2 separate regions of the Homo sapiens genome follow, and region 1 is linked to region 2. The links are chromatin contacts, found by Hi-C in ENCODE. All regions are on one chromosome and are shown on one strand. The core of a region is the stretch at or near the end of the contact, and the rest is flanking DNA. Distances in the headings are between cores, read along the strand shown. Region 1 holds the start of YWHAQ (tyrosine 3-monooxygenase/tryptophan 5-monooxygenase activation protein theta). Region 2 holds the start of RNF144A (ring finger protein 144A).

Region 1 (3,076 bases), core at 490-2,989, 2.7 Mb before region 2:
ACTGGCTTCTCCCCTTGCCCGGGTTGCCTCTAATTTTGGTGAGCTTGAAATTCACTGGTCATACAGAAGGCATTTTATCTGACCTTCCACATGCAAATTCTTTCCATTGGGATTTCTCGGTGTCCAGCTCCACCCCAGCCCACAGGGCCATAAACACTCATGTGTCTGTAGCGGGGCCCCAGGGATTCCAGAAATAACAGCAGGGCCCTCCATTAGAAGGCTGGAACATAGTAAGGCATTTCTGCATTAAGACACAGGCCCTTTCCAATCCAGGCCGCTCCTGTCTGTCAAAGCACAAAGCAACCTTCACAAGTCAGGACAGGGAGGGGCAGTCAAGAGGGAGTCTGAATTTCTGGAAAGTCGGCACCTTCTCCTCCCATCTGTCTGCACTCTCAAATCTCCCATTCTAGAGATTCTCCGGATTTGCTCCAGTCTCCACTCAGAATGGGAAATTCTTTATGATCCATTCTCCTTAGACCTGCTGGAATCGGGATCATAGCAGCGTGAACCCAGAGGGCAATTCTCATCTTAAGATGGCACAGGGACCACGCGCCAGACGGGCAGGGCAGCCACCCTACCTGGATGGAGTTAGGGAACTGGGGAAGTGCAAGGAGAGACAGGAGTGGTTTAAGAGGAAAGGGAGCTGCCAGGGATGACCCTGAATGGGAGGGGCCTGGGGGAATCTTTCTCGCTTCAGCAGGGTGTTCCCCAGGAGGAGAAAATCAGAAATCAACATCCAGGGAGAGGATTTCAGCTTTTCAAGTGACCTCTCACAAATAATACCAGAAACAAAAGCGTGTGCACATGTGACAACGATGTGAAAAATGATGTATTTAGGTGCATAACCTGGAAAGCCTAAAAGATACATAAAAATTGCTTTTTTTTTGCGGGGAGAGATGTTATGGGCAGGGTTTTTTTTTGCGGGGGTGGGAAGGGGTAGTAATAGGTGTTTTCCTGCAAATTGTGCTTAATGTCATTTCTCATTTTAAAGAAAACCACAATACTTGGCATTGTCACAGAAACTCCCCTGGATCTTCTGGGACCTACCTTTTCACAAGGGAATTTTTTGTTTTAGGATGCCCATCTGAAAACTTGAATTTATCATGTAAATGCCATACTGAAGACACCGTCTCCAGAATCAATTCTTCTTTAATGGGGATGCGGTTTGCTTAATTCGGAGCCCTAATGGCAACGTCATTAAGGTCTGGGTTTAGTGTCTTGGGATCCAAACCTTTGTCACGGATAGAAAGGTGGAGGAAAGAAAGGCCCCCGTGCTCTAAAACAGCTGAATATGTCACCCTCCGAAGTCCAGCCTCGGCCAGAGCCCGTGAGATGCAATGCACCATCCGCAGCGGGAGACGCAGCCGCCGCCTAGGAGGTCGTGCGCGCCTCTGGGTCTCGTGCCGCACCCAGAAGTGCCGGGGTGGCGGGGAGGCTGAGGGGAGTTGGTAACGGCATCGCCATGGCAACAGTGACGTCCTTTTACCCTGGATCTAATTGGAGGAAACCCCGTGGCCGAAGCCGCAGCCTGCCGGCCAACCGAACTTCCCCGTACCGACCCACCCTCCTAGCCTCCGCGTTCCCTCCCGCTCCGCCCCCCTCGCCCCCTTCCGCGCGCTCGGTCCTCATTGGCCAGCGGCGCGCTGGGGGCGGGACTCTCGGGAGAAGCTCGGCGCATCATTGGGCGGTGGACCGCCCCTCGGCCCCGGGGTAGGCTGACACGGGAGGGTCCTCAGCTAAAGCCAAAAGCAGATCAAAGTGGTGGGACTCGCGTCGCGGCCGCGGAGACGTGAAGGTGAGCGCCTGGGTCGGCCCGCGGGCTTCCTCCGGCCGCGCTCGGATTGAGGGCCGGGCGGAGGTGCCGCCCTTGAGAGCAGCCGGTTGTCGATGCCGCTCCCCTCAGGGACGGCTCCGGGCGGGAAGGTGCGGGGCCAACGGTCGCTTCCATCTTGGGCCGGCCGGGCGGGGGTGGCGGGAGCGGCCGCGGCTCGGGCTCCCTGCGCGCGGGGCCTCCGCGCCGCCCCCGCCTCCTCCAGCCGCGGGCCGCGGCCTCCCCGGGTGCCCAGCGGGGGAGGGGGCGGGGGAGAGGGAAATTCAAGCGGCCGCGTGTGCGGGAGACAAAAGCGGGCGGCGGGCCGCATTGTCTGACGGCGCTCCCTCTCTGCTTTTTGTTCTCGCCTCGCCGCCCCGCCCCTCCGCAGCTCTCGAGGCTCCTCCCGCTGCGGGTCGGCGCTCGCCCTCGCTCTCCTCGCCCTCCGCCCCGGCCCCGGCCCCGCGCCCGCCATGGAGAAGACTGAGCTGATCCAGAAGGCCAAGCTGGCCGAGCAGGCCGAGCGCTACGACGACATGGCCACCTGCATGAAGGCAGTGACCGAGCAGGGCGCCGAGCTGTCCAACGAGGAGCGCAACCTGCTCTCCGTGGCCTACAAGAACGTGGTCGGGGGCCGCAGGTCCGCCTGGAGGGTCATCTCTAGCATCGAGCAGAAGACCGACACCTCCGACAAGAAGTTGCAGCTGATTAAGGACTATCGGGAGAAAGTGGAGTCCGAGCTGAGATCCATCTGCACCACGGTGCTGGTGAGTCCTCGGCGCGGGGAGCAGGGGAGGCCTTTTGTGAGATGCTTTTCATTGAGAGTTTCGCGGGCACGGAAACAAACGTGAGCCGGGGCTTGCCGGACTGTCTGCTGGGGTGGAGGGTTTTAGGTGAGCCCTGACTTCCCTACTGTGTCCCTCCGGTTGTTGAGACTCAAGAAGCCGCTTTTCCAAGGATAAGTCCTTTTTTTTCGCCCCAGATGCTGGGTAGCTACCAAACGATGGAACTTGGAAACATCCAAGTAGGTCTCTGCGAGACTGAAAGGCGTTTTTAAGTTTCTTGTGCGGGGAGACTGCGTCCTGAGATCTGTGAGCCCTTTAAATGTATTCAGTCGGTTCACAAGCTTCAGGCAGTTGAAAGAAGGCGCAGGCACCTTTTTGTTACAGACAATGTAGTAGGGATTTTTTCCCAAACCCAGTAATGGAAATTTACTTAGAAAATCTGAACAGATACTTTATTTTTCAAGTAAGAGTATCTGTTGTG
Region 2 (2,700 bases), core at 1-2,500:
CTCCCGAGTAGCTGGGACTACAGGCGCCCGCCACTGCGCCCGGCTAATTTTTTGTATTTTTAGTAGAGAGGGGGTTTCACCGTGGTCTCGATCTCCTGACCTCGTGATCCGCCCGCCTCAGCCTCCCAAAGTGCTGGGATTACAGGCGTGAGCCACCGCGCCCGGCCAGTTCAATGGATTTTAAAAATTATTATTCTCTAGAAAAAAGACCACGAACTTTGGAGTGGACATCCTGAGACCTGCCTACGAAGACCATTAGGGTAAAGAAGTCACCCCTTCACCCCAGGACCAGGAAGCCTCCAGGATGGCATAAGCGACCAAACAGCTGGGAGCCAAGCACAGTGCAGGGGGCTTGGGGTCGGCGGCCGGAGGCTGGGGTGGGTAAGACCCGCAGGGAACTCCGGGGCTCGGGCGGCGGCTCATTCCCCGGGAAAGGGCTCGCGGTGGGGACCAGGGGCAGTAGCAGCCGCGGACCCCGCGCGCAGGGGATGTGCGGGGCATCCTCTTGGCCAGTTCCGACCTTCCCCGCCGGTGGCGATGCCCCGGACGCGTCGTCCTTTCCCAGACCTCCTCTTGGGGCCGAGGCTCCAGCCCCAGGGTCTGCGGGCGGGGCCGCGAACCTTGAAAGCCCCCGCCGCCAGCTCGCCCGCGGGACCCTGGCCCGGGGCGCCCTGTCCCGCGCCGCAGCGCAGACCCGCGACCGCGCAGGGCAGGCAGGGGGACGCCAGGTCCCTAAGCGCCCACTGCCCTGGGGCGCGGGCGCCGCCTGCGAGAGGCAGGGCAGGGCAGGAGCAGAGCAGGGACGAGGTCAGGGACACGGGCAGGGCAGGGCGGGCGTCCTCTGAACGGAGCCCGCGAGTCCCCGCCCGGGACGCTGCCCCCCGCCCGCTGCCACCGGGCGCCGGGGCAGGACCCAGCGGGGCAGGCGCGGCCGCAAGCCCCGAGCCCCAAGGCCGGCCGCGCAGCGCCGCGTCCCGCCCTCCCCGCTCCGCGGCCGGCCCGGGCGATGCGGACACAAAGGGGACGCGCGTCACTCTACCTGGGCCTGCTCGTCCGCGGTGCGCGGCTCTGACGCCTCCGCCCGGTACTGGCTGCGGGGTGCCGGGTGCCCGCAGTTTGCCGCCCGCGCCTCCCCGCGCCCGCGCAGCCCGCACGGCCCGCACTGCAATGCCAGCCCTGCCGCCTCCCGCCTGCCGAGAGCCCGCGCGGGGAGAAGCGGCTGCGCGGGCGGGGCGCGAGCGCGCACAGAGGCCGGGCACGCGGGAGGCTCGGCCCCGGCCCCGCCCCCGCGCCGAGCCGCACAGCGCCCCCTGCCGCCCGCCTGCGCCGGCCCGAGGCCCGGAGCCGCCCCGCAGGCCCCAGGACAGGCTCCGGCACGAGGAGGGGCTGCGGAGACCGCCCGTGCACGCTAACATGAAAATGCTATTCCTGCTTTAGTGGCCTCCAGAAGACACTCCCCTGATTCCTACACCGAGGGAACACACAGCAGCAAGCTAGGAAAGAAGGGGTGACCCAGCCCAACGCTGTAAACCAGGGCGCGAACCGGCGTTGAGCTGTGCAGCTGCGCCCTGGGCTCCAGTCCTGCTCTGCCGCAGACCCCACCGGAGCCAGCACCTGCCTCCCCGACCCTCGCTGGGGCGGCTGTGAGATGAGCCCAGAGCCTTCCTGAGCCAACCCTCGCAAGGAAAGTCTGTCTGTTCACCCCACTATCCTTGTCTTGAAGGATGAAGAAAAGAGGGCCCCCCGGGAGGTCCCAAAAGGTGGAATGGACATCTGGGATCCAAGCACAGCAATTTCTTTATTTTTCTTAAGGTATCCAGCTTGTTGGAATCTAAGATCTGCGAAGGTATTAATAGAATTCCTGCATCTTCTGCCACTCCCCATAGAAGCTTGAAGTTACACAAATGTTAAATTATACGTCAGATGTGCATATATGAACAAAACCTACGAGTGTGCATGAAATAACACCTTCTTAAATATATAGATTCTTTTTTCTGCAATATTAAATGGAAACCCCACTAGAACATCGTTTTTCCTTAATAGCATACCCTCCACACTGTGTGGTCTAAATTCAAGCTCTACCACCTACTAGCCATTAAGCAAGTTATTAAGGTCTTCGTGCTTCCATTTTCTTACGTGGAAAATGAGGTGGCAATAGTATGTATGAGTTCTTCGGAGGGATTAAACAAGTCAAATAGGCCAAGTGCCATGGCTTACACCTGTAAGCCCAGCACTTTGGGAGGCCAAGGCAGGAGGACTGCTTGAGCCCAGGAGGTCAAGGCTGAAGTGAGCTGTGTTTGCATCACTGCACTCCAGCCTGGGCAGCAGAGTGAGACTTTGTCTCTCAATAAATAAAGAAATAGTCAAATTAAATATAACTGGCAAACTAAAACAACTCCATAGTCCTTAGCTACAATTTGTCTCATTTCTCCAAAGAATTAAATCAGATGATTCTTAACTAACTCAAAGCTCTGCATAATTTGTCTTCTGCTACACATACATCTTTATAGTAAAATAAAATAAAGCTGTCCCCTCTGTATTGAGAAGTTATTCTGGTAAATATTTGACCTCTTCAAATATATGAACGAGCACTTGCCTTCTAATGCCTCAGTTTCAGATTCTTTTTAGAAATGTCATTATTCAAGAAAAATGCACAATGGGAAGAATCTTAACAACAGCACTTTGTTACTTCAGCCTCTC

Evidence for each region. Hi-C counts contacts between places; a loop is a spot of excess contacts on that map. Pooled maps may share reads with other maps.
Region 1: a pooled map shows a loop between it and region 2 (2.3-fold over the local background). The contact joins the promoter of YWHAQ here to the promoter of RNF144A in region 2. A Hi-C loop is called at or near these places in 4 of 50 pooled maps.

The regions. Positions count from the first base shown.
Region 1 is chr2:9,629,660-9,632,735 of GRCh38, reverse strand. YWHAQ (tyrosine 3-monooxygenase/tryptophan 5-monooxygenase activation protein theta) reads left to right here and starts at 1,739. Exons shown (of 6, transcript NM_006826.4): 1 at 1,739-1,795; 2 at 2,202-2,577. The coding sequence starts at 2,284. RefSeq lists silencers at 1,418-1,587, 1,638-1,737, 1,938-2,287 and enhancers at 2,408-2,507, 2,251-3,076.
Region 2 is chr2:6,915,962-6,918,661 of GRCh38, reverse strand. It overlaps RNF144A (ring finger protein 144A), which reads right to left and starts at 1,250. Exons shown (of 9, transcript NM_014746.6): 1 at 1,040-1,250. It overlaps GRASLND (glycosaminoglycan regulatory associated long non-coding RNA), which reads left to right. Exons shown (of 5, transcript NR_033997.1): 1 at 1-260; 2 at 1,438-1,812; 3 at 2,695-2,700. RefSeq lists a silencer at 921-1,410.